7 separate regions of the Homo sapiens genome follow, and regions 2, 3, 4, 5, 6 and 7 are each linked to region 1. Evidence: chromatin contacts called from ENCODE Hi-C data. All regions are on one chromosome and are shown on one strand. The core of a region is the stretch at or near the end of the contact, and the rest is flanking DNA. Distances in the headings are between cores, read along the strand shown. Region 1 holds the start of LY86 (lymphocyte antigen 86). Region 2 holds the start of CDYL (chromodomain Y like). Region 3 holds the start of BLOC1S5-TXNDC5 (BLOC1S5-TXNDC5 readthrough (NMD candidate)). Region 4 overlaps LYRM4 (LYR motif containing 4). Region 5 overlaps BLOC1S5-TXNDC5 (BLOC1S5-TXNDC5 readthrough (NMD candidate)). Region 6 holds the start of TXNDC5 (thioredoxin domain containing 5). Region 7 overlaps FARS2 (phenylalanyl-tRNA synthetase 2, mitochondrial).

Evidence for each region. Hi-C counts contacts between places; a loop is a spot of excess contacts on that map. Pooled maps may share reads with other maps.
Region 2: a map of B cell shows a loop between it and region 1 (8-fold over the local background). The contact joins the promoter of CDYL here to the promoter of LY86 in region 1. A Hi-C loop is called at or near these places in 2 of 168 maps with a recorded cell type or tissue (B cell and OCI-LY7), 4 of 37 single-sample maps with no recorded cell type and 6 of 50 pooled maps.
Region 3: a pooled map shows a loop between it and region 1 (11-fold over the local background). The contact joins the promoter of BLOC1S5-TXNDC5 here to the promoter of LY86 in region 1. A Hi-C loop is called at or near these places in 3 of 37 single-sample maps with no recorded cell type and 7 of 50 pooled maps.
Region 4: a loop to region 1 is called in a pooled map, with 5 times the contacts of the local background. The contact joins the enhancer-like site here to the promoter of LY86 in region 1. A Hi-C loop is called at or near these places in 2 of 50 pooled maps.
Region 5: a map with no recorded cell type shows a loop between it and region 1 (19-fold over the local background). The contact joins the enhancer-like site here to the promoter of LY86 in region 1. A Hi-C loop is called at or near these places in 4 of 37 single-sample maps with no recorded cell type and 4 of 50 pooled maps.
Region 6: a loop to region 1 is called in a map of OCI-LY7, with 5 times the contacts of the local background. The contact joins the promoter of TXNDC5 here to the promoter of LY86 in region 1. A Hi-C loop is called at or near these places in 1 of 168 maps with a recorded cell type or tissue (OCI-LY7), 6 of 37 single-sample maps with no recorded cell type and 5 of 50 pooled maps.
Region 7: a map with no recorded cell type shows a loop between it and region 1 (6-fold over the local background). The contact joins the enhancer-like site here to the promoter of LY86 in region 1. A Hi-C loop is called at or near these places in 2 of 37 single-sample maps with no recorded cell type and 2 of 50 pooled maps.

Annotation. Positions count from the first base shown.
Region 1 is chr6:6,586,987-6,590,413 of GRCh38, forward strand. LY86 (lymphocyte antigen 86) reads left to right here and starts at 1,734. Exons shown (of 5, transcript NM_004271.4): 1 at 1,734-1,884. The coding sequence starts at 1,749. The region is part of intron 1 of LY86-AS1 (LY86 antisense RNA 1); the gene reads right to left. RefSeq lists enhancers at 31-120, 131-260.
Region 2 is chr6:4,774,537-4,777,963 of GRCh38, forward strand. CDYL (chromodomain Y like) reads left to right here and starts at 1,868. Exons shown (of 7, transcript NM_004824.4): 1 at 1,868-2,271. The coding sequence starts at 2,248. It overlaps CDYL-AS1 (CDYL antisense RNA 1), which reads right to left and starts at 890. Exons shown (of 2, transcript NR_183279.1): 1 at 736-890; 2 at 1-221. RefSeq lists an enhancer at 559-1,212 and silencers at 1,020-1,649, 1,670-2,219.
Region 3 is chr6:8,062,849-8,066,275 of GRCh38, forward strand. BLOC1S5-TXNDC5 (BLOC1S5-TXNDC5 readthrough (NMD candidate)) reads right to left here and starts at 1,566. Exons shown (of 13, transcript NR_037616.1): 1 at 1,417-1,566. It overlaps BLOC1S5 (biogenesis of lysosomal organelles complex 1 subunit 5), which reads right to left and starts at 1,541. Exons shown (of 5, transcript NM_201280.3): 1 at 1,417-1,541. The coding sequence starts at 1,528. The region is part of intron 3 of EEF1E1-BLOC1S5 (EEF1E1-BLOC1S5 readthrough (NMD candidate)); the gene reads right to left. RefSeq lists enhancers at 749-1,375, 985-1,174, 2,865-2,964, 2,975-3,124.
Region 4 is chr6:5,173,387-5,176,813 of GRCh38, forward strand. All of the region lies in intron 2 of LYRM4 (LYR motif containing 4), which reads right to left. The region is part of intron 3 of LYRM4-AS1 (LYRM4 antisense RNA 1); the gene reads left to right. Among named protein-coding and RNA genes, the nearest start is that of MIR3691, 27 kb to the left of the region's middle. Within about 2 kb of position 1,570, at least 9 of the 41 ENCODE cell types and tissues checked have a DNase peak (open chromatin) inside an H3K27ac peak, as active enhancers do.
Region 5 is chr6:7,961,653-7,965,079 of GRCh38, forward strand. All of the region lies in intron 4 of BLOC1S5-TXNDC5 (BLOC1S5-TXNDC5 readthrough (NMD candidate)), which reads right to left. Among named protein-coding and RNA genes, the nearest start is that of TXNDC5, 53 kb to the left of the region's middle. RefSeq lists an enhancer at 2,030-2,079. Within about 2 kb of position 1,704, at least 3 of the 41 ENCODE cell types and tissues checked have a DNase peak (open chromatin) inside an H3K27ac peak, as active enhancers do.
Region 6 is chr6:7,909,283-7,912,709 of GRCh38, forward strand. It overlaps TXNDC5 (thioredoxin domain containing 5), which reads right to left and starts at 1,506. Exons shown (of 10, transcript NM_030810.5): 1 at 1,232-1,506. The coding sequence starts at 1,494. All of the region lies in intron 4 of BLOC1S5-TXNDC5 (BLOC1S5-TXNDC5 readthrough (NMD candidate)), which reads right to left. RefSeq lists silencers at 581-670, 871-990, 1,361-1,790.
Region 7 is chr6:5,333,272-5,336,698 of GRCh38, forward strand. The region is part of intron 1 of FARS2 (phenylalanyl-tRNA synthetase 2, mitochondrial); the gene reads left to right. Among named protein-coding and RNA genes, the nearest start is that of FARS2, 73 kb to the left of the region's middle. Within about 2 kb of position 1,825, at least 2 of the 41 ENCODE cell types and tissues checked have a DNase peak (open chromatin) inside an H3K27ac peak, as active enhancers do.

The sequences.
Region 1 (3,427 bases), core at 484-2,983:
CCTGGACTCCTCCTCCAGTGTCAATCATGACGCACTTTGCAGGGAAGGAAGTTCTCACCCTCAATTGCTCTCCTCACTCACATATGTTCAGAGCTCTCTTTACAACTGCTGGAGCACTCACATATCCCAAGGGAAAGCTTCTGTGTTCCATCCTGGACCTTCTAGGGGCTACCACGCTTCCACCAGGGCCGCTGCTCTCACCATAAGCTTCAGACTCTCATCTCCCGAGATCTTGCTCACAGCGCAGCTGCCTTCCGCTCACACAGGCCAGAGGGGCCACCTTGTCTCTTCTTAGAGCAACTTCCCACCACTCCCTTGGGGCTCAACCTTCGCTTTATGTTCTGTAAAAGCCAGCAGTTCTCAAACTTGAGACTGCATCAGGCACACCTGGAGGGCTTGTGAAAATCCAGAATGGTGAGTCCCGCCCCCCAGAGTTTCTGATTTAATAGGTCTTGAGTAGCCCAGAATTTGCATCTCTAACAAGCCCCCAGTGGAAGCTGAGGCTGTCATCTTCCCAGGCCGCACTTTGAGAACTGCTGTTGAAAGCCATCATCACTGAACTTATTTGCAGAGGTACCTAAAAATAATCAATCCACAACTGTTCCTTCTCCAAATGACCACTCTCTGATGTCTATCAAGAAATCCAAATTATTTACCAATTAATTTATTGGTAATTATGTTCCACCTATTTCAAAAAAAGTTTTGAGCTAACTCTAATTTTTGCTTAGCCATCAGCAGAAATAGTAAATTTACCTAGTGCATTCAGAAAAATGCTGTTCCTCCCAGGGAAAATAGTGTTTTCTATTGCTCCTGAAATCTGCTGACCTTGGCACTGACTCTGGTCCTCTTACATTAAGGTGAAGCTGGGGCGGGGTTGAGGAATCAAGACTGAGAAACCTTGCTGTCCTGCAGCAGAATAGAGATACATGGAAGAAGGAAGACAGAATCTTGGCTTTGAAGAGAAAGTGAGATGTGATGTCAATGATCCCACTAACACCAAAACCAGCAAACCAGCCTCCTTAAGGGTGGCCCCACCTCCCCACCCTTCCTACTTTTTCTACCAAGCCAAACCCAGAAATAGAACACGGCTCACTTCTCAGGGCTATTGCCTCTGCCTCATCTCCAGAGACCACATCTGCAGCTCCCAAAACAAGGTCTGTTCTGCAGCTGGACAATTCACTGCTAAAATCCCAAACCTAAGAGCAGAGCCAAAGCCAGAGGAGAGGAAAGTGACAATAGGGCCAAAGCCTCATTCCAGATTCCAAATGTCATTCTGTAGCCCTCGTGCTATCAACTGCTGCCTGCTGGCTGCAGCCAGGTCCCTGGGTCCATACACAGCCTGCATCAAGAGCCTGCAGAGACTCGGGGGCTGGAGATGGGAAACAGATGGTGGCCTGCGCTTTGTCTTTCCCAAGTTTACAGCCTCACCTGGGGGTGGAGGCTGTTCTGAGGGGCCCCCAAGAGGTAAGTTCACGCATCACTACTGACCCTCTCCCTGTGAAAGCAGAAAGTCAGCACGCATCCTACCCCAGACCAGACCAGCCACACCTGTAGATTCAAGGTCCTGGGGGAACAGTATTCAAATGCCTCTGCTCTCAGCCTTTTACTTCTGACTGTGGTTCCCAGCGAGTCTAAAATTTGAGAAGTGAAACTGAACATCCAACTGCCTTGGTGAGGGGAGAGGAAGAAATTTTACAGGCTTTTTATTGGCCGGTTATTTTTCTGTGTGTCCCATACAGGCCCCCACCATGAAGGGTTTCACAGCCACTCTCTTCCTCTGGACTCTGATTTTTCCCAGCTGCAGTGGAGGCGGCGGTGGGAAAGCCTGGCCCACACACGTGGTCTGTAGCGACAGCGGCTTGGAAGTGCTCTACCAGAGTTGCGGTAAGCCCTTGCAGTACACCCATGTGTGTTTATGGGGAAAGCAAGGCCCACAGATGTGAGCCGCTAGTGCTCAGTTGGAGTTGGGGTGGGAGGGGAGAGGGGACCAGCAGCTGAACACTTTCTCCACCTGCAGCAGGTCTGGGAGGGCCACTGGGAGCTTTTGGAAGAAGGAGCGGTGGGGCCAGGACTGGGAGCGGAAGAGAATGGCAGAACAACAAAGAGTACAAGAAAGAGAAATTGAATCTAAATATAGCCATTTACTAACACCACAGAACCCAAAAAAGAACAAAATGATCAGTGAGTCTACCAAATCATCAAACCTCACCAGCTGAAAATTAGGAAAAGCAGCTTCCAGTAGGCCCTTCCTCAACACCGTACACCTGGGCTACCTTTCCATCTGATGTACTTTGCAAGTGAAGTGAAAAGATCACTTCTGCCCAAAGAGAAGATTCCTGTCCCTCTCTGGACACTTTCAGAGCTTTCACTGCAGCAGTAGCTCTCATGAATTCAGCAAGCACTTCGCATGCAGCTATCAATGCCAGGGTTTCTCAGTGCTAGAGATAATAAAAGTGCATATGCCAGGCCTGTCACCCCAGCGGGCCAACCCAATACGCCAACAGATAATTGCAATTCAGTGAAGAGAATGCAGTGAACTGTGGTAAGAAGTGTCAGAACCAACCAATCGGGCTGTGTCTTAGTCAGCTAGGGCTGCCATAACAAACCACCACAGGCTGGGGACTTAAATAACAGATTTATTTCCTCACAGCTCTGGAAGCTGGGCTGGTTTCTCCTGAGACCTCTCTTCTTTGCTTCTAGGTGGCATCTTCTCCCTGTCTCCTCATGTGCTCTTCCCTCTGTGTACATCTGTGTCCTCATCTCCTCTTCTTATAAGTACACAATCATATCAGATTAGGGCCCACCTCCATGGCCTCACTTTAGCTTAATCAGCTCTTTAAAGACCCTATCTCCAGCAGGGCATGATGGCTCACACCTGTAATCCCAGCACTTTGGGAGGCTGAGGAGGGTGAACCACTTGAGGTCAAGCATTCAAGACCAGCCTGACCAACATGGAAAAACCCTGTTTCTACTAAAAATATAAAATTAGCTGGGCATGGTGGCACGCGCCTGTAATCCCAGCTACTTGGGAGGCTGAGGCAGAATTGCTTGAACCCAGGAGGTGGAGGTTGCAGTGAGCCAAGATCGTGCCATTGTACTCCAGCCTGGGCAAGAGGAGCGAAACTCTGTCTTAAAAAAAAAAAAAAAAAAAAAAAAGACCCTATCTCCACATACAGTCACATTCTAAGATACCGTAGTCCCCCCCCAGTCTGCTAGGAATACGTTCCAAGACTCCCAGTGGATGCCTGAAATCATAGATCGTTTTGAACCCTACATATACTATGGTTTTTGGACCCAATAAATGAGACAGCTACTAAGTGACGGACAGGCCGGTAGTAGAGACAACATGGATATTCTAGACAATTCGTGTTCCTGGTGGGCTGGGCAGCACGAGATTTCATCATGCTACTCAGGAGGATGCTCAATG
Region 2 (3,427 bases), core at 618-3,117, 1.8 Mb before region 1:
ATGAAGTGGTGGCTTTAATTTGCGATTCTTGTGCAAACATTTGATAATGGGAATTGGATGTGTAGGTATTGGGCTTTCTCGTGGACACTGAAATTCCATTCATTGAACAACACCTTATTTCCTGTATAGAGAATGGTGCTAGGGGCCAGCGTCAAATTTGAAGATGAAGTCTGACTGAAGGTCATCGTTTGGAGTTGGGGTGGGGTGAAGAGTAGACAAACCTTAAAATACAGAGACGAGTGCTGCAGTGAGCACGCGTGAGTGCTTAGGCAGCGCTTGAAGAGGGAGTTACCGATTTGGCCCTGGAAGTCAGGAAGGCTATCCTTTTAAGGTGATCCCTGAGCTGGGAGTTTGTTTCAAACGGTGGGGACCGCAGGTAGAAGCACCGCTTAAGGGGAACGGCGATTCGACTCGCAGTGACTTAAGGGTTGGCGTGGTGCTTGTTCCTGGGCGTGGGGAGGACAGGAAACCGCGGGGTCTGTGAGACGCCCCGTGGTTGTTGAAACGCTGTTGGGGGGCACAAACGAATAGGGCTTTAGGAAGAAAACTGGTGGGAGGAGCCTTGTGGCTCCAAGGTAGGTTAGGAACTGGAGCGAGATGGAGCACGGAGGAGTGAGGCGGCCCGAAGGATGCCCGGGGAGACATGGAGGAACTGGCGAGGGCTTCCCGATGCAGGGCCTGGGGGAGAGGGTGAACTAATGCCTCTGCAGTGCCCCGTGGGGAAGTTCCGCATACTCGGCCAGAGTGATCGGAGTTGGCGGCTGTCTGGGGGAGTTGGGTCAGGAAGCCCCTTCTTTCGCCACCGATGGGGCACGTCCAGGGCCCGGCAGGTGTGCCCTGGCAGTAGATCTTCCCTGGGAAGTGGAGCGCGGGCCAGCCCTCGCTGTTCTGAGCGAGGGCCTGTCGTGTAGTCCACACCGTTCCGCGAAAGGAACCACCATTGACAGCCTCGTTCGATTAGAACCCGGACCTCCCTGGAATCCAGACTCGGTCCCTTCCCAGCTGCGCTTCGGAGGAGGCGGACGCTCCGAGAGGAACCCAGAGGCCTGGCGTGGGGGGAGCTGCGGGCAGAGCGGAGGCAGCCGCGCCCTCGCGCCGCCCTCCGCCGCGCCCGGCTCCCGCCCCCCGGATCCCACCCCCGGCCTGCCGCGGAGCCAGCGTGCCAGCCGGAGCTCGCCGGGCCACCCCGCGGGGCGCGCGGCCCGGGCTCCGGGTCTTGGCGGCGGCCGGTGGGGCGGGCATGGGGTGGGGTGGGTGCTCCACCTGGCCACGCCGCCGGCCCTTCGCGGGCTGGCCCGGCCCCGGACGGGCGGGCGCACGGAGGCCGCCTCTTGGGCTCCTCCTGGAGGGAGGCGCGCGGTAGACGGCGCGGCCGCTGCCGTCGGGGCGGTGGGCTCCAGACGCGGGCCGGCTCGCTCGCATGGTTCCCTGCCCCATCTCGGGTCCGTCGCTGCCCGTCCTGGTGTGCACAACCGCGCTGCGCCTCGAACCTCGAGGTCCAGGTCCCGCCTGCCCTGGGCCGGGCCGCAAGCGCCCACGTCGAGGCGGGCTGGGGGGCGGTGCCGCGGGCCAGGCCGACCCCGCAAGCGGGACTGGGGAAGTCGGAGCCCCGCCCACCACCCCGCCCCCCGCGCTCGCGGCCCCGCCCCCGACTGCCCCGCTCCTCCCCTTCCTGCCGGCTCGCTCCCGGCCCCGCCGGCCGCCCGCCTCGGCCCCGAGCGGAGCCCACTGCTCCCCTCGGCTGCCCCGCCCCGCCGCCGCCCCGCCCCTCCCGCGCGGGCGGCCCGAAAACCCGGAGCGCGGGAGCGCGGCTCCGCAGGGCCGGGCGGCCGCACTGGGCATGCTCAGTAGCCGGGGCAGGTTTTTTGGTCGCAAGTAGGAAGCTTTCTGCACTACACCGGAGAGGGGAGCCGCGATCCGGCCGCGCCGCCCGCACGCCGCCGCGCCCGCCCCAGCCCGCCCGGCCCCGCGGCGGGGCGCGATGAGCCCGAGCGCGAGCCGGCCCGCCGGGGAGTGAGCGCGGGGCGCCCAGGGCGCGTTGCGTAGCTGCTCCTGCGCACAACCCCGCCGCGCCGCCGGCCCGCACTGGCCGCGGAGTGCAAGAGGCTCGTCCGTGCCCAGCGCCCGGCCGGCCGCGGGAGCAGGAAGCGCAGGCCACGCAGGACCCAACTGAAACAAAGTGTCGGCCGCCCGGCGCCGGCGCCCGCCCCGACCCTGCCCCTCCCGCCCGCAACTCCGCCGCCCACCATGGCTTCCGAGGAGCTGTACGAGGTACCTCCCCTCCCCCCGGCCTCGGGCCGCCCCCCGCCCGCCGCCCCTCCCGGCCCGGCCGCGCCGCCCGACGGCCCCGCTCGCCGCCCGCGCCCGCCGCGTCCCCTCCCCCGCCGCGGCCGCAGTTTGCTGGACGGGAAATGTGTGTGAGGGGAGCCCGAGCCTCCGTTCCGAGGGGCCCCGGCCGGGGGGTCCTGAAGTTGCCGGGCGTGGGGTGGGGGGGGGGGTCCCAGCCGTGGGGAAGTGGTGCTGACACAAGTGACTTGCTCGGACTGAGCTCAAAGTGCTCTTGGCGTGGGTCGTGGAAGTGGTGCCTCCGTTGCCGCTCGGCGGGGACCGTGGGCGGTACGGGGGGTGGGGTGTGGGGGGGTTTCTGGATCATTTGATAAAGCATTTGGGAGAGGGTTTTGCCCCTGGTCGGGGGGTGGCGGGGAGAAGACCGGTGCAAACGCTTTCGACTTTGCTGTTCGCCAAAGCGATGCAAAATCTCGCACCGAAAATGCTAAACGTTGACCACATGCTTTAATTAGGTTAGCATTGTGGCCAGAGCCAGGAAATTTAAATTTAACGCTGATACACCGTCATTCATTTGCGCCGCAGCGTTGCAAATGAGAAGGGCATAGCCAGAACTGTAAGTTCTGGTCGATGGGTTTAAACCAGCTTCAAGTTTGAGAGTTACCAATTTGGATCTTTAGACATGTTTTGTATGTCTCCATGTAACTTCTTTTGACGTATTTCAAAGTAGACTTCCTGGGAGTACAGAAGTTTGGAAGGCTTTCTGTTCTTCTGGATAAATGATTCTCTTGTTTCACATGTATTTATAAATAAGTTCCTAAGAGACTTAAAACTTGCGAAGACTCTCTAGACTCACCTTTATGATGCGTTTAGGGACCTGGGTGTTGAGGGACTTAAGGAAGCATCTGTAACAAGTAGAGCCCTGTGGCCCCAGGGATCCTTTCAGTTGTCTTCTCTTATGGGCGTATTATTGCTGTTGGCATAGAATAGAGCTTTGTTGTCTGCGATGTTAGTCTTCTAGCAACTTTTTTGTTGCTTTTTAAGAGCAAGTGTTTGCAGAAGTTCTCAGGAGGAAGCTGCCATCTGTAGAATTAAGGGTAAGGTTGTTGCTTCTCCTTACATTGTATGTGGTCAGTATACC
Region 3 (3,427 bases), core at 316-2,815, 1.5 Mb after region 1:
GCCTAGGTATGTACCCTGGAAAACTCTTGCACAAATGAGTAAGGCCATTTATACATATTTATTACAGCATAGGTGTAATATCAAAAGAAAAAACGCAAAACACCTTAACCATACTCATACAATGGAATTCTATCAATCACCAAGTAAAAATAAATACATCAGAGTTACACTTATCAACATAAATATAAAAAATAATACGTATTTTATAATAAATATAATAAAAAAGCAAGTTTCAGAAGGATTAAAGCAATTTACATAAAACTTTAAAATATTCAAAATATTTCCTTTTGGGATATAGACAGAAGCAACAAAACTATAAAGAAATGCACAAGAATAATAAACACCAAATTCTGGATAGTGGCTACCTTGAGACGAGGGAGGGGAACTAGTGCAATTAGAGCAAGACACAGTGGGGCTTTTAGTAATTTATTTATTAAGGTGGGTGGTGAATGTTCATTGTAAGTCTCTTTTTCATAAGTCTGAAAAAGTCATTAAGAAAAGGTCTGAATTTAAGTCTTTTGGTGAGTCAGTTTATTATTCTTCTTAGTTACAACTATGTAGTTTAAAATGTAAGTCTCAAAATTCCTTGAGAAATTAAATCTAAGACAATGTATTATTCATATTCATTCACTGGCAATGTTCCCCAAATTTTTCATTTTTGCAGACATACGATGGGCAGGTTTCAATTCTCTATTTTAATGAATTTTATTAGTACATATCTTCTTAAGCATGTCAAGTAGAAAAAATAATACAAGCACTGTATATAAGCACTTTATATCTGGTATATATAAAGCACTACAACTCAACTGTCAAAGACTTTCACGCAGCAAACAGCGTTGTGAGCTTTAGGAGTCAAACCTAAAGCAGATTCTGTGAGAATCTAGGTTGTAACCTTCTCCCAGCTCAAAGCACACAGAACACATGGACATTTCTGAACGTGAATGGTTCTTTACAGTGCTATAGAGCGCCTTCGTAAGTGTATCTCACTTACTCCTCGCACGACCAGGAACAGATCGGGTAGGAGAGTGAGTAAAGCCAGTGACCCGAAGTCACTCAACTCCTAAGCGACTGCCTCCCGCCTCCCAGGTCCAATGCCCTTTCCACTACACGTCGGTGGCGAGGCTGCCCAAAGGCTCTGCGCCCAGGGGTCCTGAGCTTGCGGAATGGACGGGGGCGGGCCTGATGGCTCAGGCTGCGACAGAGGAAAGCGGGGAAACACGAAGAGTTGGGCTGGTTGGTTGTGGTGGGACGCATTTGGCGCGGGGAAAAAGGCGGGGACCGACCACGACTCCCCCACCCGCACAAACGCACGCGCGCCAGCCCGGGACCCGGGGGTCGGCCCGGGTCAGAGGGCGCCGCCTGGGAGATGAGGCTGTGCTGGGATCCACCAGGAACTATAGCCCTGACACTCCGTACCCTTGATAATGAGGTGCGCTGAGCCCGCAGTCCCCAGGGAGTCCCTCTTCTTGCTGCCACCGCCCGGGGCGGCCTCACAACCCACAGGGGTCTCTGTCCCTCCGCCACTCATCCCGACCAGTTCCGCCCACCCGCGGCCACGCTGCGCCTGCGCAAACCCGGCCGCCCTCTTACAAGGCGCGCCCGGGTTTTTTTTGTGTGTGTGTCATTACAGGGCGCCGGAGAAATTTAATCTACCCAGCGGGCGGTTCCGGAAAGGCGCCTGCCGTGTAGTCAGGCTGTGAACTGGCAGAAGCTCTTGCCGCCATGCTGGATCAGGGCGGATGCTGCTAGAATAGGAAGGTGCTTGAACTTTGGAGCTAAACTCAGAGCCCTGGTTATTTGGCTCAAAGCTGGTGCATTCCAGTACAGTTGTCCTCCCATATCTGCTGAGAATACATTCCAAGACCCCCAGTAGATTCCTGAAACTGCATATAGTACTGAACCATGTATATACTATGTTTTTTCCTGTATATACATATGATAAAGTTTATAAATTAGGCACAGTAAGAGATGAACAATTAGAACAATTTAATAAAAGTTATGTGAATGTAGTCTCTCTCCCAAAATATCTTATTGTACCGTCCTGCGGGTAATGAAACCACAGAAAGTGAAACCTCAGATAAGGGGGGACTACTGTATAGCAAAGCCAATTAGCTGGGGGCTGTTTCCCTACTATGCCATGAGTGTGGCTGACTATTCCTGCCTTTCTTTTTAGACACCTGTTTCCTAGAATGCTTCTCTTGCTCCCTCTTTCTGTTCAAGTCAGTAAACTCACGTTGTATAATAAAGAATTTGACTGGACTTTGACTCTGGTTCCTGGGAGGTACCCTCAATCCTTAGAATTTCCCAAGTGATAGAAGTGTCTTTGTTATTCATGGTGGGCCTCTGGAAATACACCTGAGTTTATGCTAATGAGATGGCTCATGGAGGGCCCAAGATGATTTCAGAATGGAGGCTGGCCACACCAGAAGGGCCGGCCAACCATGAGGGCTTAGGCTTTGAGTCACATAAGCAGGCCCACCTCTGGGGAGCAGATTGGGGCTGGAGACTGAGTTCAGCCATGTGGCCAGTGATTTAACCAACTATGCCTACATAATGGAACCCCAGTGAGTACTCTGGATGTGGAAGCTCAGGTGAGCTTACTGGTCGATAATCATTCATCAAAGTGTCAGGAGGGGGAAGCGTTCCTGAGGACACGTAAGCTTCTATTTGGGAAATCTCCCACATCTCGCCCTATACATCTCTTCATTTGGCTGGTCCTGATATGTGTCCTTTATAATAAAACTGTAATAGCAAGGAAAGCACTTTCTTGAGTTCTATGAGTCATTCTGTGAAACCTGAGGGAGTAAAGCGAATAGCAATGAAACATCATGTGTAGAGAGAAGCTGCGTGGGTGAGAACTGAGGCACCCTAGCAGACAGTGCTCAGGCCCTGGGCATATGACAGAGACAGCTGGTCAGAAGTGCAGGTGGCCTGGGAACCCCAAAGCTTGTGGCAGGTGTCTGAAGGGGAGTCTTGAGGAGGACCATGCTTTGACCTCTGAAGTCTGTGCTAACTTCGGATAGCACTGCAGTTTAACAAACACTTACATGGCACTTGCTACATGCCAGGTAATACTGTAAGTGGTCTACAAATTTGCATTCATTTAATCCTCATGGCCGGCCTTTGAAGTAGTTATTATTAATGTCCTCATTTACAGACGAGGAGGCTGAGGCACAGAGAGGTTAAATGACTGCCTGACTTGTATGTGGCAGAAACAACTGCCTCTGTGTCTCTGTGTATGTGTTTAAGCATAGGTGGTGGGTGAAGAGAGAGTGGGGAAGGGAGATTTGGAGAGAAGGGAGAGAGAAGCCATATTAACTTTAACAGGCCACATGGGCTTTTCATTTTTTCATTCAAAAACATTTAACAAATACGTTATTGAGCAGCTGCTACGTGCCCAGCATAGTGCTAGGAGCTAAGACACAGT
Region 4 (3,427 bases), core at 320-2,819, 1.4 Mb before region 1:
TTTCTAACCTCTGTATGAGCACATTCATGTATGTTCTCGAGATTTGTAGGGCTAATGAATCACGAAGTCTGAATCAGTCATACAATAAGAGTTCTAAGAACAAATACCTGCATTAAAGATGCCACACTTTAAAAAGTTAAACATGATGTGTAAAATTACAATCCTTTTCTTTTCTATGAATGATATCCTACATTAACACATTTGAAATTCAACTAAATTATGCTTTTGAACAGTTAATGAGTACCCCAGTGATCAATATTTCATATTTTCAACTTTTTTCATTTACAAATTCTTTGATTGAGTACTATATGCTAATCACCTTTCATAAAACAGTCCATTGCTCTGAGTGTACGGCTCATGTTTAAATATGTATGCAGAAGAGAAATCCATTTGATAAAAAGATATGTCCTGAATTAATGCGGTGGGTTTTAAAATATAGCCGTAACCTGCTTTAAGGCAGGTTAGACATAGAGTTGCTTTCAATAGGAAGCTGTGCTGGAGACAACAGGCAGATTCCTGGCAGTATGGGTTGCTGTGGTATGAAAAGATCTGTGAAGTGACACTGGAAACTATAGACTGGGGGGCTTTGTTTCGAGGCCTGGGGTAAATGCAGGTCCAAGGAGGAAGCTTCCATTTTGTCCTGAGCCCCAGGATTCTGTGAGAACTGCAACCCAGTGTGCAAAGTGCAGAAAGCTGCCTCCTCTTCGCTCTCTCAGTTCTCTTTTGTTGTCAGACCTGATGTTTTCCTTAGTAGATTCTCTGGAAACATTCTCTGTTTTTTTTTAAGTTAGGGCAAAGAAAAAATAAAGAGTCTTTCACAATCAGCTGTTGGTGTTTAGAGCTTACAACGCATTTTGCAGTGAATGCTCTACAGAGTATCAAAAAATTCATTAAAATTTCACCTGCACAGAGAAAACACAACTAATTTTACCCCTACAGGGCATCAGCTGTGTTACTAAGGACAGTGTCACCTTTAAAGTCAATTCCTGTGGTTGAAATGAGGACTATATGCATCTGTCCTGCTTCCGGCTCCAACCAGAAGTGGTAATGAGGAGAGACAGACGGATGCACAATGATAGTCTTCACAAAAGCTCGAGTTTCAAAATGAAAGGGGAGAGTACTCAGCGCGTCGCATCCTGTTTGGTGTCACTAGGACCTTTCTTCTCAGAGGAAGGAGGCTATTTATAAACTTAATGGTTACTTCAAGGAGGGCAGGCAGAAAAATAAATCTTTAGCTTCAGATTTCTTAAATCTTCTCTTGGTCACTGTTTATTTTGTCTAATTTTCTATAACTTTTATTTAGTCTTTACACTTATAATTGGTAACTGGAAGGTCCCCAATACTAAATTAAGGTGTGTATATATAAACATATATTATCCCCCCTCTCTTTTGAACAGATGTTGTCATGCTTAGGACAAGTTTAAATTCTAACAAACGTCGAGAAAGGCTGAGAATATAAAAGATAAGCAAGGCTTAACGTCAAAATTGAAGCTCTCTTTCAGTTTTATACAGCTAATCATTAAAGTTCTGCTCCTCAGCCAATTCAGCTTAGACACATCACACACGTAATTAATGCACAAAATGCTGCCATTCATGTGCAGATGAAGGAAGGATGCGGTCTATTTATTGAGCGCCTAGATTCTCAGTTACAAGAATTCTTTGCAAATATGATTTAAAGTAAGTAGTATTTAAAGAAGCAATGGCATTCCAGACCCCAATGTGGAAATTTCTGGGGATAAACATAAATGTGCAATCTTAAATAATGCCTTGTTTTATGAGTTCTGGGTCTTTCAAAGAGGGGCTCAGAGCCAGTGCATAGACAAGAGCATAAACCCAGATCTCATGGTATGCTTTTAAAACATTATGAAGCAATATTTCAATATCTAATTTCACATTAAAATGGGAAATCTGGAAACACAAGGACTTCATTCCCACCTCCGTTTGGAACAGCTGTCCTTTAAAACGTAGAGGCCTTCTAGTCAGCCACAGCGCCCTCCACTGGCACTTCTACACATGCCAGCCTCATCCTTCACTTTCCTGCTCGACCTGTGGATTCAAGAGGGAATAGGACACAGGTGGAGTTCTAGGCCCTTATCCTTGAACTGGATTGAGGAAGGGATGGGAGAGGAGAATTAAAGAAGAAAATCAGGAAAAACCATTTCCTGAGGTTTCCAGGATAAAGGGCCAGTGGAATACTAAGGAGAGGGGGCCTGTGGTGGTTTTAAAACAGGGTCACACATTTTGTGACACCCCTGCCATTGAGAATCGGGGGTCTATGTTCCCACACTTTGAATCTGAGCCTGTGACTCCTTTGACCAAAAAAATATGGCAGAAATGAAACTACATATTTCCAAGGCTGTTTCACAAAAGGCCACACAGCTCTGCTCTGTCCTCCAGAACACTCTCCTCTGCAGTTCTGCCCACCAAGTAGGAAGTCGCACTGCTCTGAGGCTACCACGATGTGAGGAAGCCCCGGCCACACAGACATTCTGCTCTACAGCTGCTGCTGATCCTGGCCTAGGCACCAGACCTGTCTCCGGGTGATTCCAAACCCCAGCCATTTGAGTACACCCAGTGTTACAGTCTTCCCAGCTATGGCTGATAGCATGTGCACTATCAGCATTCCCGGCCCAGATAATCTGTGAGTTATAACAAAAATGGTGGTTGTATTACGCTATTAATTTTTTTTTTTTTTTGAGACAGAGTCTCGCTCTATTGCCCAGGCTGGAGTGCAGTGGCGTGATCTCAGCTCACTGTAACCTCTGCCTCCCGGGTTCAAACTATACTTCTGCCTCAGCCTCCCAAGTGGCTGGGACTACAAGCATGTGCCACCATGCCTGGCTAATTTTTGTATTTTTAGTAGAGATGGGGTTTCACCATATTAGCCAGGCTGGTCTTGAACTCCTGACCTCATGATCCACCCGCCTCAGCCTCCCAAAGTGCTGGGATTACAGGCATGAGCCACCGTGCCTGGCCTACGCTATTAAATTTTAAGGTGGTAGAAACAGATTGTTGGTATACTAAGGCCTACGGAATACTAAGAAATTATCTGAAATGGCTTCTTTGGTGCTACCAGTGATACTGTCTGTTAGCCTTTGCTGGGTTCTAAGCTTTACCTGAGATAATCAAATTGAGTACTCACCTGTCTGCTGTCCGTTCCTCCCCTCCTCAGGAACCAATGGGAAGGAGGTTTCCTGGGCAGTTTTCATAGACTGCACCCTGATGAGCAGTGTGGTTTAGAAATAAGTCTTGGCTGTTACTGAGGCCTGAAGCACTGAAGGAAGTGTGCTTATGTTATGATCTGACAGAGTTACCTTTGAAAATGAAGTTTCGGTCTTCATCTTGAACACAAGGATAATGACAGCTGATTATCTGTTTCTTTCACAGTGGTTAAAAGTTTTGGTGAATGTGTATCTCAGATTTCTAA
Region 5 (3,427 bases), core at 454-2,953, 1.4 Mb after region 1:
TTGGCAGCTCTGACCTTTCCGGGATCTGTAAGTTATACAGTTCTTCTGTTTCAGCCATTTTGGTTTCATTCCCTCATTTTGTCTCACTTGATGGACACAGGTGAACCTAGCTCCCCCACCCCACGCTGTTAGGGCTCTCCCAGAGAGTGGCTTCTTGGTTTTTGGCGTGTGTGTGTGTGTGTGTGTGTGTGTGTGTGTGTGTGCCGCAGTCTCGCTCTGTCACCCAGGCTGGAGTGCAGCGGCGCGATCTCGGCTCACTGCAGCCTCCGCCTCCCGGGTTCACGCCATTCTCCTGCCTCAGCCTCCCGAGTAGCTGGGACTACAGGCGCCCGCCACCACGCCCGGCTAAATTTTTGTGTTTTTGGTAGAGACGGGTTTTCACCGTGTTAGCCAGGATGGTCTGGATCTCTTGACCTCGTGATCCGCCCACCTCGGCCTCCCAAAGTGCTGGAATTACAGGTGTGAGCCACCGCGCCCGGCCAGGTTTTGGCCACTCTCAAAAGTGGAGACCTCAAAACCAAATTAGAAAGAACCACGGCGATGGAACTCACGACACAGGGTAACGGGATAAAGAGAGAAAGGGAGACACTTCAACATCCCTGTATTAGCCTTGACGGCTCAATTCATCAAAAAATACAGATTGAATATATAAGAAATACATATAAAAATGAAAAATATAATTAAAAGTACACATTATTTCATCATAACTTAAAAAATTAAAAGCTAATTAAAAATTTTTGGTTAAAAAGCTATTTAGAAAATGTTTAAAAACTCAATAAGTGGTTAAAGGAGAAAATTAACACTATAGTTACAATTATTTAGAAAAAATATGAGAAAATGTAAGTAAAATTATAGGAGACAAATTTTGCTCCTTGAGGCAAAGATTTTCACAGATTTCCCAAAAATAACATAAAAATCACTTACCATAAAAGAAAAATTTGATAAATTGGACTTCATCAAAATTAAAAACTTTTGCTCTTCAAAATAAACTGTTTTTTGGGGAGCTGAAGGAAATGTGCATTATCTTGATTGTGATGATGGCTTCAATGGTGTATACATGTCAAAACTCATCAAATTGTACACCTTAAACATATGTAATTTATTGTGGTCAACTATGTGTCAATAAAGTTGCAATGAAGAATTGGAAATAAAGAATTGGCAACTAAATACTTTTTTTTTTTTTTGAGACAGGGTCTCGCGCGGTCACCCAGGCTGGAGTGCAGTGATGCCATCATGGCTCACTGCAACCTCTGCCTCCCGGCTCAATTGATCCTCCCCTTCAAACTCCCCAATAGCTGGGACTACAGGTACTTGCCACCATGCCTGGCTAAATTTTGCTCAGTACAACTTTTTAAAACATGAACTAATTGTTGAGAAAATTAAAAGGCAAGCCATCAACCAGGAGAAAATATTTGTAATTAATGAGTCTGGCAAAGCACTTAAATTTAGAAAATATAAATAACTCTTACTATTCAACGATGGAACAAACAACACACAACCACACAGCCCATAAACTAAAGAGATCGGCACTACCCCCCGAAATGTACAAATGACCAAAAATAACATGAAAAGATGCTCACTATCTTTAGTCATCAGAGAAATGCAACTTAAAACCACAAAGAGATACCATTATACCGAACCGAGAACAGCTAAAAATAAAAAGACTACTAATAATCTCATTTATATACAGAATCTAAAACAAAAACCAACTCATAGAAACAGAGAGGAGAATGGTGGTTGGCAGGAGTTGTGGGTGGGGAAATGGGGAGATGTTGGTCAAAGGGTACAGAGTTTCACTTACAAAATGAGTAAGTTGGCCAGGTGCAGTGGCTCACACCTGCAATCCCAGCACTTTGGGAGGCCAAGGCAGGCAGATCACCTGAAACCAGGAGTTCAAGATCAGCCTGACCAACATGGTGAAACCCCATCTCTACTAAAAATACAAAAATTAGCTGGGTATAGTGGTGCACGCCTGTAATCCCAGCTACGTGGGAGGCTGAGGCAGAGAATCGCTTGAACCCAGGAGGCGAAGGTTGCAGTGAGCCAAGATCACAAGATCACGTCACTGCACTCCAGTGACTCTATCCCAAAAAAACAAAGCAAGTTCTAGAGACCTAATGTACAGCACAGTAACTGTAGTTAATAATAATGCATTATATGCCCGTAATTTGCTAAGAGAGGAGGTCTTAAGTATTCTCACTGCACGAGCACGCACGCACACACACACCCCCAAAAAGGTAACTATCTGAGGTGATGAATATGTTAATTAGCTTGTGATAATCATTTCACAATGTATACATGTATCAAAAATCATGTTGTACAACTTGAATTATATAATTTTTTATAAATTATACCTCAATAAAGTTAAAAAAACAAGGTTCAAGTTATAAAACATAGATATGTATAAGGATGTGAATATGTATATAAGCAATCAATATAGGAAAAATACATATACACAAATATATGCACATATACATTTCCTATTGAAAAGATGATGGCACCACATCCCTCTGTCTTGTCAAGGCAGTGCTTAGTTAAGAACACACCCCATCTACCACCAGGCAATTCAGTAAAAACAATGAGTGCTTTGTTTTTATGATGAGAAGGTAATGTATATAGTCTGCCACAATAATTTTCTGCTGTCTGCTTTTTTCATACTTAACAACTACTCTGATAACTCTTTCTAGAACATTCTCAGAATTAGCTCTAACCAAGCTCTAGCCCAAATGCCACTTTTACCTCTCAAATAAACTGCTTTTCCTACAGCCTGGACATCAAAAAAGTCCAAATAAGTGACCAAGAAATGGAAGAACACTTTTGAGTGACTGAGGAAGGGAAGAAATTAAATGAGCCAAGTCAGAACTCTCTGTAGGGTGAAGGTGAATGGGAAGCGTTGGGAAAAATCATTAGCACTTTTATGAAATGTATACATTTAAGATTATTTGTTGTTTTTGCCAGACTCCTTCCAGGCAAAGCATACATTTATAAATGTTTAAGTGTATTTTTTTTAAGTTCATTGCAGCTATAGAAATTGTTCCATAATGTGGAAGCCCCTGCCAAGTTTCCAGCTCTCAATTTCCCGAGATGTATAATTATATTATTATTATTATTATTATTTTTTGAGTTGGAGTCTCACTCTGTTGCCCAGGCTGGAGTGCAGTGGCGCGATCTCGGCCTACTGCAAGCTCTGCCTCCCAGGTTCACACTATTCTCCTGCCTCAGCCTTCCGAGTAGCTGGGACTACAGGCGTGTGCCACCACACCTGGCTAATTTTTTTGTATTTTTAGTAGAGACGGGGTTTCACCGTTTTGGCCGGGATGGTCTCGATCTCCTGACCTTGTGATCCACCCACCTCGGCCTCCCAAAGTGCTGGGATTACAGGTGTGAGCCACCGCACCCGGCCAGAATTATATTATTATATTATTTC
Region 6 (3,427 bases), core at 256-2,755, 1.3 Mb after region 1:
TCTGGGGAAGAATACCAAGTTCTGCAACAAGAACCTGCAGGCTATTCCAACCTCTCAAAGGTCTTGTGTCCTAAAATTATGGCTTTCTGCTCTGGCCTGTGGTCACTTCCCTTCCTCGGGGCATCCCGGCACTGGCAGGAAAGCTGTGCACATGCTTGTGTGAATGACAGGAAGCTCTTCCGTGGGATGAGTGCCAGGGTAGGGTCTCTCAGGTCAGCAGCGAGGCCCACACCAAAGCCTCGCCCAGAGAACCAAAGCAAGAGGGACCATCTGCTCAACGGAGGGGCTTTTCCGATCTCACACATAACAAGTGACCTGGACCCGAGAGAGCAGCAGGGAGGTGACAGGACAGCCTGGAGTTGAGGACCAGTGGGCTCCGTTCAGAGATTACATCCACCCTGAGCTGCAGGGGGGCGGAGGGGTTCCAGAATTCGCACTACCTTGGTCTTCCCGGGGTAGCTCAGCAACCCTCCTCTGCCCGGACCACTCCTTCCTATCCCACAAAAGACGCACAAAGTGGGAAACCACACCTTCCTGGGTTCTATTTTTCAGTTAAAGCCTCTGGAAGGGGACGTGCCCGCAGTCTGTCCCAGCCGACCCCGGTGGCCGCGGCAGCAGCAAGGCCGCTCTGGTGAGTGCACGTGGCCCACGGGCAGGCCGCGCGTCCGGCCGGCACAGGAAGTTTGGGGCGCTGGGCAGGGACCGCGGGGTGACATTTGGACTCCCGGCTGCCCGAAAGGGCGACGACCCCACCTTCCCCTCCCTCGGTGCCGAGGTGCAAGAGGCGGTTGAATTCAGGAGCGCGGCGCAGGGCGGGCTTTTCCCGGCTGTCCCCTAGGGGTCCGCCCCCTCCTCCCGCACCGCCCCGGCCGCCGAGCGCCACGTCAGCCGCCAGTGCCCGGCCCGCTGAGCTCACGCCTCCCGACCCGGAGCCCCAAGCCCTCGGTCCCCTGCAGTCCCCGGCTCCCGGCCCCGAGCCGCGGCGCCCGCGCCCCCCGCTCCCCGCCAGCCGGAGCCCCGAACCCGCAGGGTCCCCGCGCTCCCGGCCCCGCGCCCCCAGTATTACACCCCGCACCCCTGAGCCCCGAGCCCCGCGCCCGTAGCACGCACGCCGCAGACCAGAGCCGTCGGCGTCCACGTGGCCCCGGGACCCCCCGCCCGCGGCGCCCAAGCGCCCCACGCCCCGCGAAGCGCCAAGTGCGGGGCAGGGCGCCGGCCTGCGCGGCGTTACCAGGGCGCGAAGAACATGACGAAGTGCGCGGCGCTCTGGATCCCGTGCGTGAACATGTCGGCCGTGTACAGGTGCTTGCTGTGCGGGTCCTGTCCGTCCTCGCCGTCTGCCGCGGGGGGCCCGTCCGCCGCCGCCGCCGCCGCCTCCTGGGCCCGGGCGCCCCAGCGCCCGCCGCCGCCATGGCCCAGCAGCAGCAGCAGCAGCGCAGTCAGGGCCGCCGGCCGGGCCAGCAGCGGGAGGAGGCGTCCTGGGCGCGCGGGCATCGCGGCGGGGCTGGGCGCGCTCTCGCCGCGGCCTCCGGTCCCCTCGCAGCGCCCGCCCCGCGCCCCGCCCCGGAGAGGCCGCGCCCCTTCCTCTCCCCGCCCGCCCGCGCCGGCGCGCGACCGCTACCCGCCCGAGCCCCGGCTCCGCGCACCGGCAGGGAAGGGCTGGAGCGAGGGACCGAGTCTGGGAGAGCCTTCCGAGTCCGGCCTCCTGCCTTCCCGCCATGGGACGGCTCGCCCCAATCCCGCGAGGCTCCTGCGCCTCCGCAACCCAGGCCCGCACCCCTTTCCCCAGGGGCCCGCTCTGCTCAGAGCGGCGGTGAACACACGAAGTAACGATGAGGCCAGCGGGAAGCCACGGAGGGGCAGGTCAGCCTCGGCTAATCTCAGCTCACACAAGCACCCCGCGATTTCAGGCCAAAGGAAGGAGAGAGCTGCTGTCAGCAGAATATAGGAAATCGGGCAAAAGACGGTGGGGTTTGCACCTGAATTAGTTAGATTCTTGGCCAGAGCTCAACTGTGATTCTCGACCTGGGCTCAGAGGGGTGATGAAACCCGCTTCCCAAGTGAACCCCTTGCTGGTTACCCCTGCCCGGCCTCAACTCAGGGATGAAGAGGAAAGAAAGTCAAAGCGGCCTCTTCTAGACAAGAAGGCACCTAGCAGGACTGACTGGGGTCCTACTGTGCCCTCATTTATGCCGGTTACTAAAATGAATGACAGCACGCCTGCTATGGCTGAACTCAGCCTGTGGAATGGCCCGAAGGCATCCCTGCCCAGCGACTCATAACTCGCACCTGCACACACACCTTACAGCAGATGGTAATCGAAAGCTCCAGCCCTACCCCGGGGATCTGAAGCTAAATTAGAATCACCGGGTTGCTCTCCGGGATCCTGCCTGCTCTTTGATTATCCTCAATCCAGGAAGCCCCAGGTAGTTAACTCCTGGCTTGGCAACAGGGGACGCGCCCACTGTCTCACCTGTCATTATTCTGCTCCCGCCTTAGGCCCAGCCACTTATGAACCTTTAACCATGGGTTGCCAAACACCAAAACCATCAATCTCCCTCCAAAGTCTGTTCTTCCAGCCACTTAAGCTTGAAACATGGGAGGCATCTTGTATTGCTCGCTCTTTTCCCGTGTGTCTCAAAATTCAACCGCATTTCCTGTAACCATGATTTCCTTCCAGCATTCTCAGTGTTCATACCCTGAACGGAGACTAAGCCTGGCCTATTGCAGTAGCTTTCTAAGAGTCTCTTTCATTCACATGGCTGGAAAATTAATTTTCCTAAAGCCTGCCTTTGACCAAGACAGTTTGCTGCTTAAACTTGGACCAAAACGCCACCACTGTCCCCATGGCCTTGGCCGATGGGGTGAAATAGTCATGCCTGGGGCAGCCATTCAAGGCCTTCCGTGATGTGGTTGCATCATGCTTTGTGTCCCTGTGAAACTCACTCAACACTAGAAATCCAGGGATTCTCTCCAATAACTGTTATTGCCAAACTCTAATCCCTGTGTTCTCCAACACCTCAAACCTCCCAAACCCTTCCACGGTGCTGTTGGGAAATTCCCACAAGCATCGCCATACACTCTTACAGCATCAGTGTCTTTCGTTTTTAACTGAAACACAGTTCTAGGAGCTCTCTCAAGTGTTGGCTGCTCATTCTTTCACACCTGGAGTCCCTCAGAGCCAGGAAGTAAAGCTGATGCCTTCCTGGTTCCCCATTGCTCCTTCCAAATCCTACAAAACCTTCAGTACTCCTTAAATTGATGCCACTGGGCATGGCACCCTCTTCCCTGCCAGTTCCTGTCATTCTTCCACATCACTCTTCCTGGTTCAGTGAAGACTTTGGTTCCTGGCTCACAGTGTTCCTGGCCACCCCTTTCCTGTCTTTCATTCCTGGCATCTTCAGCATCCAGGTGGATGCTCCATCTA
Region 7 (3,427 bases), core at 575-3,074, 1.3 Mb before region 1:
ATACCTATCCCATTTCATCTGAGTAGCCTTGATGACCATTTTGCAGATAAGGACATCGTGATTTTTTAAGAGGTTGAATGAATTTGCTAGTCAAGATGCAGTCAGAATTTGAGCCCAGGACTGTTTCTTTCAAAACTCCTTTATTTTGCTGGAGTGTGCTGCTTCTTCCAGTTTGAAATGACTGAACTGTAATGACCAGCTAGATTATAAAACATGAAGTGGGAAAGTTGTGGTTATTTTCTGACTTACTTATTTTGAGCAATGCTATCATATTAAGTAGATATTTTAGATAGTATGGACATGTCTGAGGAACCTCCTACCTTGCCGGACACTGAGGATTTATTCACCTTGAGCAGAGGCAGGCAGGTGTCTTTCTGAATTGGTGGTGGCTGAGTATAATTGAGTTTCCTACACTTTAAAAACTGTACTCCGGCCACTGTTTTGATTCTCTTGTTTGACTGGCCTGTTTGTATTTTGGGCAGTCGCTAGCCAGGTGTTAGACCTATAATTTACCATGTAATTCTCTATTGACTTGAGCTCTGCCGTTGTGCACTTTGTACATCATCTACCATCTACTGCATCATCCCTGTTTGCTTCAGGCTCTCCCAGTGTGACTCATCATTAAATATCCAGTTGGAACCTCAACCTCTTCCAGGAATGCCTCCTCTGGCATCCTCTACATGTGCTGTTCTTCCTCCTAAACCTCCAAGGGACTTGATGCCTGTCCTCTTGTTAATCATATGCTCTTTTGGAAATGTATTTATGTTTCCCTATGAATATGGTGGCCCTCTGGCTTCATACATTTAAAATGTTTGTGGTCAGGGATGATGATGATTTAAACAACAGTATTTTGGAAAGTAGGACTTTTTTTAAAAGTCCTCTCGCATTATCACTTAGTGTACAGCAACTATTGTAGTAAAACTACTTGGCAGTGTAGCGGTAAAATAGTTTAATCACAGTGGTACAAAGGGTGCAGGGAGTATGGCACTCGTACATTGTTGATGGGAGTCCTAACTGGCGCACTCCCTCTTAGGAGATCCATTTGGCCCTATCTGTTAAAATGTAAAACGCACAAACCATTTGACTAGCAATTCAGCTTTCAGAAATTTATTCTAAAAATGCTTGCTTCTGTATGAAAAGACATAAGTATTTCCTTTATAGAGTTACTGATTTTAGCAAAATATTGGAAACAAATGTTCATCAGTAAGGAAACAGCTAAGTAAACATGGGCTTTTGTATGATGGAATACTTGGCACCATTGAAAAGAATGAGGTAGATCGCTATGCACTACTGTACTGCTGTGGAAGGTCATGAGTATTAATTCTTACCAGACAAGAAGAGGTGCACAGCAGTTTGCTAATGTTTGTTTGAAAATCAAGTGTGGTGGAAGATGGGCATGTATACTTATACATACAAGATGATGATGTAAATTGTGAAATATGTAATAGTTTTGGGGATTTAGTTTAAAAATTATGATTTTATTCTCCTCTGTAATATTTCCCCATTTGTCTTTAACATAAAATAATTATAAATCACTTAATATCAGGAAAACAATCCAAAAATATTATCTCTCCAGGAATAAAAATATTATTCTGTCAAAATGTGTAGTCTTGGCATATCAGCCATGTTTATCTTGGGGCAGTGTAGAACAACTGCTTCCCAGCTCCATGTGTAGGCAAGCCCTGTTTTGAGAAGCAAAGCTTTCTATCCATAAATTAAGGTTGGGATCTGATATTTTGATGGTTTCTATGATGGTTTGATGGTTTCTTTTAAGTTGATGAAACTGAATTTGGCTTCTAAGGTGTGTCACCATCTCTTGACATTTGACCTGTGAAAGCATTAGTTCCCTGACAGCGTATGACTGTACTCTAGAAAGGTGTTGTCTGAATTTTTACTTCCCAATCAGTATTCTCACTTCAGGATTTTCATTGCTTTAAGTGACTCTTGTATTTACAAAGCCCATATCCGTTTCAATTCTGCTCCCATCTGATTCTTTGTGATCTGTTTAGCAGCCCAGGCCTGAAAGAGGAACAAACAGAGAGGGAAATGAGAATAAGAAATGAATTAAGTGCCAGGGAGGGACCCAGAGTTAACTGTACAGGCGCTTTATATTGATGTTTCTTCTTCAGTATTGAAAGCTTACTATATTGATGGACTCTTTTTCATCTTGGTATCTTGCACTTACATATTGATGTTATTTGTTTTTTTACCAATATTGAAATGTAGAATTGATTAGTTAGACTTATCATTCAGATAGAAACTGTTTCAAGCTCTTTTTTTGGGAACAAATATTCTTAGGTGAATATTAACATGTTATTGAGCAATTAGCAATTAGTTGTAATGTAAATCAGTTTTCTGTAATACTTTATCACTGCTGTTTGGTGAAATCAAGTTTTATTGGATGATTCAGTGTGTAAGAGTGTCATAAATGAGTTTTTCACTATTACTGGAGATTTAAGTTTTTGGAGAAATTGTGTGACCAGTAATCAAAAGGTATAAAACATTTAGCCAATTGGAAAGTGAAAAATTATTAACATTTGATATGTAAACATAGGCCTCATTTTAATTTAGTCATATTGTCAAGTAGCAGGACGATATGTGTAGTAGATAGTGATACCTGTGCTTTTAATTCCGTTCTTTTTGTACGTCTGAGTTGGATATTTTGCTTTGTATAGAGGGGAAGAGAGAGGAATAGATTTTATTGTTAAGCCTGTGCTGAATCTGAGGTGCCTCCCCACTTGCCCACTGTCTTTCTAGTGCAGACTCAGAGGAGCAGTGGACCTGTTTCTTCAGCACAGAGCTCTCTTAAGACTTAATAGGAAAATTTGCAGAGGTATAAATCTAGTGGAACCATTAATTCTCAGCTGGATTTTTTCCTATTGTGTTTTATTTTTATTTTTCAGATACTAAAAGTATCTGACAAATAAACTGAAAGGTAAGATTGGCTTTTGGTAAAAACAGAAAGGAGAAAAAAAAAACCTTAGTTCTAAATATATCACTTCAGGGTTATAAAATAAGACAGCCTTTTTTTCTGGAAGAACAGAGACATGGCAGTCTGATGGATTTTAAAAGTCTCGGTGACTTTATTTTATACCCATATAAACTAGAAGCTATGAGTCTTTTCAAAGTGTTTCTAAAACCAAAGACTTTTCTTTACATATGTGGATCTCATAAACCTATGGTCAGATAACCTATTTTCAAAAGTCCAGATTTTTTAAAATTTATTTTTAATTTTTAATTTTAAAAATTATGGGTACATAGTAGGTGTTTATATTTATGGGGTACATGAGATGTTTTGATACAGGCATGCAATGTGAAATAAGCACAGCATGGAGAATGGGGTATGCATCCCCTCAATCATTTATCCTTGAGTTACAAACAATCCAATTACACCCTTTATTTTAAAATGTACAATTGTTACTGACTA